Linked DNA regions of Homo sapiens: region 2 is linked to region 1. The links are chromatin loops, found by intact Hi-C in ENCODE. Cell type or tissue: body of pancreas. All regions are shown on one strand. Each heading gives the region's core, and the rest is flanking DNA. Links, peaks and the distances in the headings are about the cores only. Region 1 has its middle 30 kb from the start of EPHA8. Region 2 has its middle 17 kb from the start of ZBTB40.

The links. Hi-C counts contacts between places; a loop is a spot of excess contacts. Peaks named below come from ENCODE experiments on the same cell type or tissue, not always from the same donor. Only the 100,000 strongest peaks of a DNase experiment are listed, where the experiment ranks them.
Region 2: a loop joins it to region 1, with 2.1 times the contacts of the local background. A loop is called at or near these places in 10 of 110 quality-filtered maps.

What each region holds. Positions count from the first base shown.
Region 1 is chr1:22,531,244-22,535,642 of GRCh38, reverse strand. No RefSeq gene overlaps it. Among named protein-coding and RNA genes, the nearest start is that of EPHA8, 30 kb to the left of the region's middle. In body of pancreas, for the core only: no CTCF peak of the experiment used is centred there; DNase peaks (open chromatin) are centred at 482, 1,734 and 2,192; H3K27ac peaks cover 1,915 bases.
Region 2 is chr1:22,432,584-22,436,982 of GRCh38, reverse strand. It overlaps a transcript of ZBTB40 not described here. Among named protein-coding and RNA genes, the nearest start is that of ZBTB40, 17 kb to the left of the region's middle. In body of pancreas, for the core only: no CTCF peak of the experiment used is centred there; no DNase peak of the experiment used is centred there.

The DNA.
Region 1 (4,399 bases), core at 220-4,219:
AAGCATGAGGTCCAGGAAGCCCCCTGCATTGACTATGCGCCCCCTGCATTGACTGTGTGCCCCCTGGGCTGGAGGGGCTTGTTCCAGGCAGGCTCCACAGTGCCACTGCAGCAGTGGGAGGAGCGCAGGTCTCAGGTCTCCGAAGAGCCCAGACCTACTCCCGATTCTGCTGCTTACCTGCTTATACGAGACATGTCTCCTCAGTGCCAGGATCTCTGGCTGTCCTGCATCTCAAGGAAGAGCCCCAAGTGAGCTGTCAAGTGTCAACTGAGGACCGGTGAGACTGAAGAGCATGGGGTCCAAAAAAGTGACAGGACCCAGGCCACTGATCCCACGCAAGGCAAAGGACATGACCCTTTGCTCCTGGACACATTTCTGGCTGATAAAAGCAGTTTTAGGCCTGCCTGGCTGTCTCAGGCAGGATGGACAGAGGGGACGGGAAAGGAGAGAAAGCAGGTGGAGAGTCCTTGGCTCTATGACAACAGTCCAGGTGTGACAGCAAGGCTGCTTAAGGCATAGGAAGTGGGGATAAGCCACATTTTCTGGCTGATTAGGTATTAAACAAGAAATGCTTAAAAATAGCAAGCGATTTAAGAGCAGACTCTGGAGTCAGACAGCTGGGTTTGGACCCCAGCTATGCTGCTCTCTAGCTACATAGCGACTTCACCTCTCTGGTGTTGGTTTCCTCATCTGTAATGCAGGGATAATAATAGCACCTACATTGTGGAGTTGGTGCTAGAATTCTAAGAAATAAGAATTACTGGGCTGGGCACTGTGGCTCATGCCTGTAATCCCAGCACTTCGGGAGGCCGAGGCAAGTGGATCACCTGAAGTCAGGAATTCAAGACCAGCCTGGCCACCAAGGTGAAACACTGTTTCTACTAAAAATACAAAAACTAGCCAGGTGTGGTGGTGCACACCTGTAATCCCAGCGACCTGGGAGGCTTAGGCAGGAGAATGGTTTGAATCTGGGAGGTGGAGGTTGCAGTGAGCTGAGATCGTGCCACTGCACTCCATCCAACCTGGGCAACAGAGTGAGACTCTGTCTCAAAAAAACAAAAAATTACAAAAAGCTCTTCATCCAGTGTCTAATGTGTGGTAAGCATGTAATAACACCAATTATTAATTAGGATATTTCTTTTTTTTTTTTTTTTTGAGATGGAGTCTCGCTCTGTCTTCTCCAGGCTGGAGCGCAGTGGCGTGATCTCAGCCCACTGTAGCCTCCGCCTCCTGGGTTCAAGTGATTCTCCTGACTCAGCCTCCCAAGTAGCTAAGACTACAGGCATGCACACCACGTCCGGTTAATTTTATATTTTTAGTAGAGATGGGGTTTCACCATGTTGTCCAGGCTGGTCTCGAACTCCTGACCTCAGATGATCCACCTGCCTCGGCTTCCCAAAGTGCTGGGATTATAGGCATGAGCCATCGCGCCTGGCCTATTTCTAAAAAATATTAATCCTCCCCTTCCTTCCCCTACCCATGAAAAAGACCAACCAATCAACCAACTAACCAAAACCCCCACAGAATTTGTAGGCGCTGGGATCTTTAGATCTTGAGTCTGGACAGACATGGGTGTTTTGGTATCTGTTTCTCATTCATATATAATCCTTACCTGGCTGATGAGTCCTGTAGGAGCGGGAGCCAGGCACCATTTTAGCCCGGTAACAGGACCTCACCGAGTCCCAGAACTTCAGGTCTAACATACCTGTGCAATCAGGCACCTGATGTGCCAGGCTAACTGCTGGGTACACACATGTGCATGTAAGAGAGAGAACGAGGATAATGCACAGTCCTTGCCCTTGAAGGGGTCGCAGTTTAGCGGGGGAGGATCTTAAGTCATCCTGTGACAATCTAATAATCCCATGCTCCCAAACCCACATGTGCTCTTGACATCTCTCTCACCCCCACATACTCATACGTGCACACACAGCTCCCGTCTCCTCAGCTCCAGCTCTGCCTTTCTGGAAATGCTGGCTTGGTGTGGACCCTGTGTGGAGCACAGGGGTTTCAACCTTAAACAAAATGAAAAGCTGTTTGGTCCTGTGCCAGCCCCACAGGCCCCCTTCCCCGCCCCCTGCCCATTTTTATCAGACCCTCCTGATGGCAGGGCTGTGAAATCTCCCCTGGAGGGGACCGTGGGTCCCTGGACTGACCTTGTCCTGATGTGTTTGATCAGCTGTTTCTGGCCTGCGCCGGGGGAGCCAGAGCTAGAAGAAGCGGCAGGAATGGTGTTTGATCAGAGCAGCTGGGAGTGGTGGGGCCTGGCTGGCTGCTCTTAGCCTTCTGCTAATCTCTCCTCAGAGGACAAAGAGAGGAGGATGTTCTGACAGACCAGCCCACGGGTAACTTGGGGTACAGCCTCAATGACCAGAGTAAAATGTGGAAGTTGGGTTCTCCCTGAGCCGAGAAATGAAGGTAAGCAAGAGGGGTACCACTTGGTTCTGGCAGAGCCTCTGTGTGCCCAACACAGCACTCCTAACTCTCAGAGAAACGAGGGCAGTAAATAGGATGTGGTCCCTGTCCTCATACTGGTTAGAATCTCAAATGAGATGAAGCTGTGTGAGGATTAAGGCACCAAATACACAACTGCATACCTAGGGTTTCAATCGTGTAGTGGATGGATTTGGGACATCGCAGAATACAGATTTAGGGAGTGACAGGGAAAGCTGGGGGAAGTTCTTTCTCCACGATGGAGCTCAGGATTCTAGCAGCACACGCAACCCCGCCAAGTGCTGGCTCTGCCTCACAAGGTTGCAGACATGAGGTGGATGGAGAGTAGATGGAATAATAGCGTATTCCACGACTGGCTAGAAACAGCTCATACTGAACATGTGGTGCAGAGCTGCAGAATAGGAAGCAGCTCCTCTACCCCTCGGAAGAGAGAGCCCAAGGTCAGAGTCCCTGTCTCCAGCAGTCGGCAGCATCTGCTAAGCATCCACTGAGTACTGCCCAGTCTGAGTATGCGGAGGAGATACAGAGGTCTTGGTGGGCATGGGACCTACACCTGCCCTGGTGAAAGGCCAAAAGGCAGGACAGATGCACGAAGAAAAGCCTGCAGAACATTCTCGAGAACATGAACTTGGTTTCTATGTCCACGTCCTTATAACCTCTTCATCTCTTAATGAAGAGTAAAGACCCTGGTCTAGGACACCTCTGCATGGTGCCAGAGCCCCTTTAACCTTTCACTCCAAACATATCCTGAGCATAAGCCCATGGAGAAAAGGATAGACAGTGAACACTAAAGAGGCAGAGAAGCCAAAAATCACTGCAGACTTAGTTTTTCCATTTCCTTTGCTCTCACTGGATGTGTCCCCACCCAACATTCCCAGGTTTCTGCCTTTACTCAGATGCGACCCCTCTGCTGCAGTGCCAAAGAGCTGAGAGCCCCTGTTCCAACCCGGGAGATCCTGTTCCCCTCGTACCACTGTTCACTCTGGCCTGGGCTGGGGTCTCTGGGTTTATGCCTCCTCTTACCCTGGTTTTGGAGACCCTTGCACTGGGTTTCAGACCCTGTTATCTAAGGACACATTAGGTACCTCCTTTCCAGCTGTCCTCCGCCCCAGCTCTTCCTTTCCAGCTGTCCTCTGCCCCAGCTCTTCCTCCAGGCCCTTCTAAAATATTATAAACACGAACAGCCATCATCTACGAAGCGTCTATACTCTGTCAGATATTTTACAAATGTTAACTTTCTTCTCATAGTCACTGTCAGGAAAAACTCGCCCAAGGTCATCTGTCTAGTAAGACGTGGAGCTAGGAAGCTCCCAAGCCCATGTCTTTTCCACCATGCTGCTCAGCTCCTTCCAGCCAGCCACCTTGGCCCAGAAGATCACTGAGGGAACCCCTCGGCCCACTTCCTAGCTCTGCTCAATCCCACCCGACCTGCAGCAGCACTTCACCTCTGCATACCTTCAAATGTGGCTGGGGCCCAACTGTATGTTACAATTACCCACTGCAGCTGGCTGGGACACTCTCAGGACTACTGCCCAAAATATGACATAGGCAGCTCCAGCCCTGCTCTCCAAAGACAGCACTTAGGCAGGGCAGCATTCCTTCCTAAACACACTTGCGGACTCTGAACAAGGGTCCATCTGTGCTCCTCCAGAACTGTCCCAGGAGGAGTGAGCATAGAACCTCCCCAACTCCTCTGCTCTCTACAGCGTCAGGGCTGCGGGATCTGATGCCCCTCCCCTCGTCTTAAACACTGGGTGCTTCCTGCAGAACTCATGTACATCCCATCCGGGTCTCCTGCTCTTGTTTCCTTGTTGGCTGCCAGCAATGTGACATTTTCAGCTGTTCACCAAGAAAGGTTTAGTTTATTTTACAGCTATCTGCTCAGCACTTTGTACTTTCGGGGCAGTTGAGATTCAAGAGATAAATGAAAAGTGGGTGTTATAAGGAT
Region 2 (4,399 bases), core at 192-4,191, 99 kb after region 1:
CTCCCCCTCTAGACTTGCCCATCTTCCCATCTCTCCAATCCTCATCTCCCAACAACCACTGATTTGTTTTCTGTCCCTATAGATGACTTGCTAGAATTTCATATTCAGAATTTCTAGATATGAAATTTTAGAATATGTTAACATGTTACATGTTATACAACACTACATATTATATATGTAATATATATGGAATTCTAACATATCCTAGAATTTCATATCAGCGAAATTATATAATATGTAGTGTTTTGTGCCTGGCTTCTCTCACTCAGCATAACGTAGTTGAGGTGTATTCATATTGTTACATTTATCAGTTTTGTTTCTTTTAATTACTGGGCCCACTGATATGGATATACCACAATTTGTGTATTCATTCACCTGTGTGAATGTATGAATTTGTGTGTTTCCAGCTTCAGGTATTATGAATAAAGTTTATGAGTATTTATTTTTATTTTTTTATTTTTTATTTTTTTGAGATGGAGTTTCACTCTTGTTGCCCATGCTGGAGTGCAATGGCACCATCTCGGCTCACCGCAACCTCCGCCTCCCGGGTTCAAGCGATTCTCCTGCCTCAGCCTCCTGAGTAGCTGGGATTACAGGCATGTGCCACCACACCCGGCTAATTTTTTTGTATTTTTAGTAGAGACAGGGTTTCACCATGTTAGCCAGGATGGTCTCGACCTCCTGACCTCGTGATCCACCTGCCTCGCCCTCCCAAAGTGCTGGGATTACAGGCATGAGCCACCGCGTCCGGCATGAGTATTTATTTATGTGCAAGTCTTTGTGTGAACATATGTTTTCATTTCTCTTGTTTAAACACTTAGGAATGTGAAGACTAGGTCATATGAACCTGGGAGGCAGAGGTGTTTATGCACCTTTATAAGAAATTACCAAACAGTTTTCCAAAGTGGTTGTATCATTTATACTTCCATCATCAATATGCAAGAGTTCTAGTTACTCTACATCCTCATCAACAGTTGGTGTTGTCAGTTATGATTCTCCTGCCTCAGCCTCCCAAGTAGCTGGGATTACAGGCACCCACCACCATGCCCGGCTAATTTTGTATTTTTTTTTTTTTTAGTAAAGATGGGGTTTCACTATGTTGGCCAGGGTGGTCTCTAACTCCTGACCTCAGGTGATATCCAAAATATATTTTGGATTCAAGTCCTTTGTCATATGTATGTATTATGAATATTTCAGTCTGTATTATGAATATTTTCATCTTCATAAGGTATCATTCAAAAGCAGAAGTTTTTAACTGTGATGAAATCTAATTTATCACTTTTTTTCTTTTAGGAAGAAAATTATTGTCACAGTATATCTGCTTCATTGGGAAACCCTGGTGCATTTCTCCTAAAATTAGGAGCAATACATGGATGCCCACTCTCACCACTGTTCTTTAACATTAAATTGAAGGTATTATTCTGTACAATCCAAGAAAAATGAGAGATAACAGGATTATATAACTAGAAAGCCCTAAAGAATCAAATATATTAAGAGAGAGAGAGAGAGAGATGTGGGGGAAGGAAAAAGAAGTAAAATGTGCTAAGATAAGGTGGAGATGGAATATTAAACAAATATACAGAAACCAGTTAGAAGAGAAAAATGGAATAAAAGACTGCATTTACAATAGCAAGGCAAGATAAAATACCAATGTATATGCTTCAAAATATTAGTGAAGGATAAGCTGGGCACAATGGCGCATGCCTGTAATCCCAGCACTTTGGGAGGCCAAGGCAGGAGGATCACTTGAGCTCAGGAGTTCAAAACCAGCCTGGGCAACATAGTGAGACCCAATCTCTATAAAAAATACAAAAATTAGCTGGGCATGGTGGTGGGTGCCTGTAGTCCCAGCTATTCAGGAGGCCAAAGTGGGAGGATCAGTTGAGCCTGGGAGGTAGAGGTTGCAGTGAGCCGAGATCACACCACTGTACAGAGTGAGATGCTGTCTAAAAAAAAAAAAAAAATTAATGAAGGATAAAACGAAAAACTCGAGCAAACGGAAACACATACCATTTCTTGACCAAGAAAGGTAAACAACGTAAAAATGTTAACTCCCAGCAAACATACCAACACGTTTTTTTCTGAAACTGGAGAAGCTGACTATCAAGTTCAAATGGAAAAACAAGCAACAAAGAATGTGGAGAGCCAGCCCTGCCAGATATTAAACTATATTTTAAAGCTTCAACAGTTAAAATAGTGAATAATTAGCACATCAACAGACAAACCAATAGAACAAAAAGAAAGTCCAGAAATACACCAAGATACATACAGAAATTTAGTTTATGCTAAAGATGTGAAGTAAAGATAAACTTTATAATTAAAAGTTGGGGATAACTGGGTAATAATTTGAAAAAGAAGTTTTATCTATACCTCACATCTTATGCTAGGATAAACCATAAAAAGATCAAAGACTTAAAGCTAAAAAATTGTAGACATTAAAGTACCAGGAAAAAATGGGCAATTTCTTTATAACCCTGAGGTGGCAAAGACCTAATTGAGTCAAATTCCCAAAACCATAAAAGAAAAGATTGATAAATTCAATCACATTTTATAAAATCCATAAATAAAGTCTAAACGCAAATAACAACCTGGGAAAATACATTTGAAACTCATATTACAGACAAAGGATTCATTTTCCTAATATATGAAGAGCTTCTAGAAATTCACAAGAACAAGACCAAAAATCTTCAAAATCTTAGAAAAATGAGCAGAGACACAAAGAAGCAGTTAATACATATGAAAGGCACGAAAATGACTTATAAATACTCAAAAAGATGCTCGATTAATTCATAGTATTATTATGCAAATGAAAACTACCCTGAAATATCTTTTCTTCACCTACTCATTAGGAAAAATTCTGGAAGTCTGACAATGTGATGGTAAACGGGCATTCCCATCCATTGCTGGTTGAAATGGAACTCCACTCTACGATCCCTATGCAGATTAATAATACCAACATTTTAAAATGCATTTTCCCAGTGACCCAATAATTGCACTTCTGGGATTTTATACATACCTGCATGTGTACTAAAGAATGTATATACAAAGTTATTCACTGAAAGGATTCCTGAAATAGGAGAAAAGTAAAATTCAAACAAACAAAAAAAAAACTAGCTTAAATACATTGTGATACATCCATATAATGGCATATTATGCAGTTTAATTAAATAATTAATGAATTAATTTTTGAGACAGAGTCTCACTCTGTCACCCAGGCTGTATTATGTAGTTTTAAAGAAGTGAAGAAGCTCTAAGCATCTTTATAGGGAAATAACTTCAATACATAAAATCAGTCCATATCGGTGGAGGGTTAGTTCTAGGACTACAGGGGTAGTCCTAGAACTAACCCTCCACCCCCGTATATCAAAATCCATGGATGCTCAAGTCCCTGATATCTATAATGGCTTAATATTTGCATATAACCTACACACATCCTCCTGTATACTTTAAGTCATCTCTAGATTATACTACTTAATAAAATGTAAATGCTAGGTAAATGGTTGTTGTACCATATTTTTAGCTGTCTTTTTTTTTTTTTTTTTTTTTTTTTGAGAGGGCGTCTTGCTCTGTCGCCCAGGCTGGAGTGCAGTGGTGCGATATTGGCTCACTGCAAGCTCTGCCTCCTGGGTTCACGCCATTCTCCTGCCTCAGCCTCCCGAGTAGCTGGGACTACAGGCGCCCGCCACCACACCTAGCTAATTTTTTGTATTTTTAGTAGAGACGGGGTTTCACTGTGTTAGCCAGAATGGTCTCGATCTCCTGACCTCGTGATCCACCTGCCTCGGCTTCCCAAAGTGCTGGGATTACAGGTGTGAGCCACCACACCCGGCCTAGCTGTCTTATTTTCTATGATTGTGTTGTTCTTTTGTATTTTTTCCCCAAACATTTTCGATCTGGTGTTGGTTGAATCCATAGATGTGGAACCCAAGGATACAGAAGGCTGACTGCATGGTTAACTTTACAAAGATATAGAACAGGGATCAACAAACCTTTTCTGTAAAGGGCTACATAGTACATATTTTCAAATTTGTCTGCTATATAATCTCTGTTGCAACTACGTGACTTGCTTTTCCATTGTAGCATGAAAGCACTTAGACGATACATTCAACAAATGAATGTGACCAGAATTGGCTCTGGATTTGTCCTACTGGAAGTAATTTGTCAAACTGCTGCACTTACATTACAGTTGCTATTTGTGTGCTAATGGTGGTGATGGGCGGCAGATATAAGAATATACATTTGTATTTGTTTAAAAACATTGGAACAATATATAAGAAAAATGGAGTATGTATCAGTCAGGAGACAAAAACCATGGAAATCTGAACAGGGAATCTGAATAGAGACCTCGAAAGCAACACTTTCCAACAGGACTTTCTGCAATGAAGGATATGTTCTATAA